Linked DNA regions of Homo sapiens: region 1 is linked to region 2. The links are chromatin loops, found by intact Hi-C in ENCODE. Cell type or tissue: heart left ventricle. All regions are shown on one strand. Links, peaks and the distances in the headings refer to the core of each region. The heading gives the core; the rest is flanking DNA. Region 1 has its middle 71 kb from the start of LINC01742. Region 2 holds the start of LOC105372693 (a long non-coding RNA gene).

Region 1 (2,907 bases), core at 231-2,730, 76 kb after region 2:
CATGTGGGGCCTGAGGTCCTGCGTTGCAGGCAAGCTCTCTAGTGACGTAAGACATGCTTGGCAGGACAGCTCGGGAGAGGCCTCTCTGTGCCTTCATCCCTGGCCAGCTGGTCTTCCTGAAGGGACCACATGCTCCAAGGGCGGTGGTGAATAAATATACCCTAAAAGGTCGAGAGACAACCTCCACGTGCACAGGCTTTAACTTGGATTTACTCAAATAGGGAAGCCTGTTTCTTCTCTAGCAAAGGACAGAGCCACAGTGCAAACAGCCTAAAAGATAAATGAGCATGGACACTCTCAACAGCAAGAAGAGGACAGGCAGGTGGGGGAGAGGGAGAGCAGCAGTGCGTCTGGTGGACCTGCATGACTCCAACCAGTATCACCAAAAGCACTTCCAGACTAATCCATAGGTGAGCAAATCTGAAGAATCTATCATCTATCTCCCCAAAAGAGAGAAAAACTAACATTAGTTGGGCACATACTATAAGCTGTCATCCTCCATTGACTCATTTCATACCTACGAGCACCCTCTGAGATGCATGCTTGAATCTCCATCGTACAGACTGGGAGATGGAAGTTCAGAGAGGTTAAGTGACTTGCCCAAGGTCACAGAGCCCACAAGTGGCAGGATTGACAGTTCTGTTTCTTTCTTTCTATTACATCACAGGTTTTGAGAGCCGACCAGCTTCCAGGGATCATCTCCCACCTGGAATGAAGTTAAGAGAACAGGCAGGAAAGGGAAGACAGGGTGAACTGGCCAAGAAATCCCTAATTGTGTAAATTACCAGACAAAGCTCTTCAGCCCCTTCCTCATGACTCAGACATGGAGACAAAGGACAAATGAAAGGGAGGAAATGTCTTTGCCTCCCTGGAAAGGAAGGAGACCCACCAAGCAGAAAGAGAGGGAGGAGGGAAGGGACAGCTCAGTGGAGCTGCAGTGACCAAGCGGAGTACAGCGGGGAGAAATCCGGAGACATTTCCCAGTCTTGCCAGAAATTCCCAATCCCATGCATTTTCTCCTGCAGGGGAGGAAAGGGGGTCACTGCTTCCCCTTCCCGTACTCTGCAAGGTTTAGGTCCAATTGGGTCTCACAGAACTTGATGGCAGGGGGAGTGGTGGGGAGCAGTCACGGCACCCCTGCAGAGAAACAGCTTGGGAAACTATGCCAAACTCTGACCTTGGGGGTAAGCCCCGCCTGTGTGACTCAGTTCTCTCATCCTTTTTGGAGTAGCCTGGTGGAGAGCCAGACCAAGGCTGACCACGCTCCAGGCTCTGGACTCAGAACTGGGGCTGACATAGCCAGCACTTCCTGCCTGTGTGGCCTTGAGAACTCAGCTCAGTCCCTCCATGCCTTGGTCTCCCCATTGTTGGGAGGAGGTGGCAACACCCTTGCCTGATCGTAGCACTGTGAACCTCGAGCCTGAGGCTTCTTTGAGCCCTGAGCATCCAGTACTCGGCAAGGACTTCCGTTGGTGGCATTCTTACTTCCTCCCCGTCGCTTTAGAGGGAACTCATTCATCCCCAGCTGAAGTGTAAAAACCGACTTTGCCCAAACCTAAAGAAGTGAAAGTGGACAAACAAGGAGTGGCCCCCAAAGGGACCTTCCCTTCCAGATAGGAGCTTCCATTCAAGACACTGTCCACTCCCCACTGCTGGAGAACCCCAGCCCGGGGGTGCCCAGGGCCCCCTTAAACAAGAATTATCCTCCAGAGGCGTAATGCTCGACAAATAAATGGCTCAAACACTTCCTATTTTACCCCAAAAGACAGTTACCACCAGAATAGACCCAAACTGTGAGCTCCAGAAGAACAGAAAATGTGCCCATCGTTCCCTCTGTGAATTGCCAGCAGCTATTAGCACAAGCGTCTGGCGCCTGGGATGCCCTTGGTAGGAGGGGCTTGAATTTAGGAAAAAGTGAATGTTAGGGCTCAGCTCAGGAAGTCCCAGGAGATCATAAAAAGCAGATGATCATGCTCTCTCCGGGAGGCGGAGCTTGCAGTGAGCCGAGATCGCGCCACTGCACTCCAGCCTGGGCAACGGAGCGAGACTCCATCTCACAAAAAAAAAAAAAAAAAAAAAAAAAGAGGGGGGTATTCCCAAATGCTCCAGCCCTGATCGTTCCTGACAGCTATGGAAGGAGCACAGACCAGCCAGGGCCAGAACCTTGGTTTCCAAGGGCAAACCCTCCTCATTAATTCCATCCCTTCAATGGAACTGCACTTTATCTCCTCCTGCAGAAAGGAATCCATCTCGATGTCAATCAGCGTGGCGCTCGCTTCCGACGGACTCACAGCGCAGCTGAGAAAGCTGGTCCGATGCTCCGTTAATGCGGCACTTTAATAACAATATCACTCAGATCTCAAACTGCTTAATTAGATTTCACTCATTGTCATCACTCGCCTCATTTGAACTGCTCGTTTATAATTTATGGTCTTTATGCATTTGGTTGTTCATTTGTAAAATGGGAGAAAACAATCACAGGGCAAAAAGCAAAGCTTAAGAAATGGATTTGACTTTTCCCAAGGGCTGGTGTGCTGCAGGGCTGAGCAGCAAGGTCAAAGGAGGAGGATGCTGGATGTGTGGTTGTTTACTGTTCCTGCCTGCTCAGTGTCCTTCGTCCCTTCTCCTGGTAAGAGCTCCTGGGGTTTCCCCCAGATAAGGATCCTCCCCAGCTCCAGGCCTTTGTGGTTGGTTGAGCCATTCTTCCACCTTCAGAAGGCATCTGCCAGCAGCAGCCTCCACCATCAGCTTGTTCTGACTCCAGTGGACTCAGTGATTGTTTCAAAAATAGGCACCTGACCCAAAGCAGTCCAATGACAGTGAGCCCTAAACATTTGCTGTAATTACAAACCTGCATGACTCCAAACAGCAGGTGAAGGGGAAAACAGCAGAGAAAGGAAGAAGGTC
Region 2 (2,907 bases), core at 175-2,674:
ATTAGGTTGGGTTGGGTTAAGTTGGTTTGAGGTGGGGAGGGTTGGGCTGGGTGGGTTAGGTTAGGTTGAGTTTGCATGGGTTGCATTGGTAGCACTGAATCACACTAAGCCCTTTGCTGTGTAGTCTTGGTCCCAAAACAGAGGGCGAAAAAATGTCTCTTTTATAGTCTTTCAGCAACCTGAGGGCAGAAAGGGGGATCAATACAAAAGAAACAGACAGGAATCATATATGATTCATTGTTGAATTCTGGTGGGATTGCCCAAGTAAATCATGCCCTGGGCAAACCAGCAGAGTAAAAGGCACCTTACAGAGCTGTGTGTGGGGAGGGGGCCCTTCTGTCACATTGCCCAGAAGATATGGATCCAACTATCCTCATGGTCAGAGATCACAGAGGCCCCAGCCCAGTTCTAATCCCTTCATGTGAAAATCACGTGACACAGCCCCAAGCCTAGCAGAGGTTCCTGGAGAACAGCGTCTCCTTGAGCACCGGCTGGGTACTCCATGCTGCTCGCCTCCTCTCTCTGTCTCTAAACCCACGTCAGCTCTCTTCAGGAGGTATGGTCACCATCTTTTTACACACAGAGAAGTTGAGATAAAAATAACTTGCTCAAGTTTACACAGCTAATCATGGCCGGAAGCTGGGTTTAGCTCTAGGTTTGTAGGACCCTGGGAGGTTGGGTTCTTTCCACTTCTTCACATGGCCTTTCAACAGGACAGAAATCAGCACAAGCCTGTCATCCTGGAGGAGCTTTAAGCAGAATGTGTGTCTTCCATGGGGGCAGCTGGAAGGGCTTCCGGGTAGGGCTCAGGAAGAAGTATCATAGCCTGGGGGAGACCTGTAGAGTAAGGAAACTTCCTGCCCCACAACAGTCAGAGACAAGAAGTGATGACAACCAGGGGCTGTTGATGGTGTTCCCCTACCCTCTACCCATCTGACTTCTAAGCCTCAGTTTTTCCAACACATTCTGTAAAAGGGGGTTTTTAACTCAGTTCATTCAACAGGCATTTGTGGAGTGACTACAGTGTGCCAGGCATCAGACTAGGTGGAGAGAAGTTGGAGGCTTGGTCCTGGTGGTGTGGCACGTGGCTGGGACTGGGGGTCTACGCCCTCCTCCTGCCACTTCCAAGCCAGGGGGCCCCGGAAATGTCCATTTACCTCATTGAGGTTCAATTTCTGCCCATGGAATATGGGGAGAATAATAATAATACCTGGGGCTCAGGTCAGCTGTAAGGACTGAACACGGTGTGTGGGGAGCACTTAGCGCAGCCACCAGGGCGTGGACCACCTCGGGCAGGATTGTGCTGGCTTTTATGCAAAGGCAGAAAGTGCCGCTGAGCCTGGAAGAAAATGAAAAGAACAGTGGCTCACATTTCTTGGCCCACTCCTTCTCAAATACCACATTCTGCATAAAAATATCCTTCAAAAGTCACGGCCAAACCCCCACGGCGGTGGGAATGCCCTCCCTGTGGAGGGAAAGCCACCTCCGACAGCGAGTGTCGTTTCAGATGCAGCTGGCACAGAGAACAGGCGGATGGAGGAGTGACAACGTGCACAGCCGACTGTCAGGGCGGCCTCGGCAGGGAGTGTCTGGGTGCTCGCCGATTCCTTCAATGCTTCTGTATTTTTGAAAATTTTCATAATAAAACGCTAGGGGAAGTGGAAATGCAGCCAGTCCCAACCCTGCAGGAGAGGGTGGTTCCAAGCACCATTTCCTCATTTCTTTGAGTCTCTTAAAAACCTTTTCCTCATAACCCCACAGCTTATAAACGTTTGAACAATTATGACTGTCAGGTGCACAAACAAGCCCCTCACACACAGCCTATTGTTCTGCAGATGGAAACATCTGTTAGATTAGATTATTTTTTAAACCTGGGGTGAGAAGAGTGGGGGACGGGGGTGTTGATAAAAGGCTTCCTGGCCTGGGCTTGTGAACAGCCACACTGAGAAAATCTGGCTTTTCAGAAACTTCCCCTGGAGCCACCTTCCTTCACCAGGACACAAGCTTAACTCTTTCTAACCAAAGGCTTCTTTGCCGTGGGCACAATAGCCCCTTTCTTGCGCTAGAGTTTTTTTTAAAAAAATCCAAATGGTGTGTCTAAGCCCATGACTGACTCCAACCTAACTTAGGGTTTTGTTTTGTTTTGTTTTGTTTTGTTTTGTTTTGTTTTGTTTTGAGACGGAGTCTTGCTCTGTCGCCTAGGGGGGAGTGCAGTGGCACGATCTCGGCTCACTGCAAGCTCTGCCTCCTGGGTTCACCCACCATTCTCCTGCCTCAGCCTCCCGAGTAGCTGGGACTACAGGCGCCCGCCACCACGCCTGGCTAATTTTTGTATTTTTAGTAGAGACAGGGTTTCACCGTGTTAGCCAGGATGGTCTTGATCTCCTGACCTCGTGATCTGCCCGCCTCGGCCTCCCAAAGTGCTGGGATTACAGGCGTGAGCCATCGCGCCCGGCCAACTTGGGGGTGTTAACACAGTGATGAAGGGCTCAGGGTTTGAGAGCTCAGCCTTGAGCCAGACTGCCTGGGTTTGAATCACACTAGCTTTGTAATTGGCCTCTCTGTGCCCATCTATAAAATGGGAGCAATCATTGTCGGCTTTTTAGTGAATTAACAAAAATATTACAAGAGCTGAGAGTAGATGAGACCAGCACATAGTAACAGATTGTTGTTACTTACAGCCATGTGCTGCGTAATGACATTTTGGTCAAGGACAGACCACCTATATGATGGCGGTCCCACAAAATTATAATACTGTATTTTTATGGTACCTTGTCTATGTTTGGACATGTTTAGAGATACAAATACTTACTATTGTGTTACGACGGCCTACAGTTTCAGTAAGTCACATACTGTCCAGGTTTTCAGCCTGGGAGCCATGGGCTGTATCCTACAGCCTGGGTGTGC

The links. Hi-C counts contacts between places; a loop is a spot of excess contacts. Peaks named below come from ENCODE experiments on the same cell type or tissue, not always from the same donor. Only the 100,000 strongest peaks of a DNase experiment are listed, where the experiment ranks them.
Region 1: it touches region 2 in a loop (2.4-fold over the local background); 10 of 110 quality-filtered maps call a loop at or near these places.

Annotation. Positions count from the first base shown.
Region 1 is chr20:58,073,509-58,076,415 of GRCh38, forward strand. No RefSeq gene overlaps it. Among named protein-coding and RNA genes, the nearest start is that of LINC01742, 71 kb to the left of the region's middle. In heart left ventricle, for the core only: no CTCF peak of the experiment used is centred there; a DNase peak (open chromatin) is centred at 1,285; H3K27me3 peaks cover 983 bases.
Region 2 is chr20:57,998,020-58,000,926 of GRCh38, forward strand. It overlaps LOC105372693 (a long non-coding RNA gene), which reads right to left and starts at 1,543. Exons shown (of 6, transcript XR_007067678.1): 1 at 1,211-1,543. In heart left ventricle, for the core only: no CTCF peak of the experiment used is centred there; a DNase peak (open chromatin) is centred at 1,552; H3K4me3 peaks cover 582 bases; H3K27ac peaks cover 1,370 bases.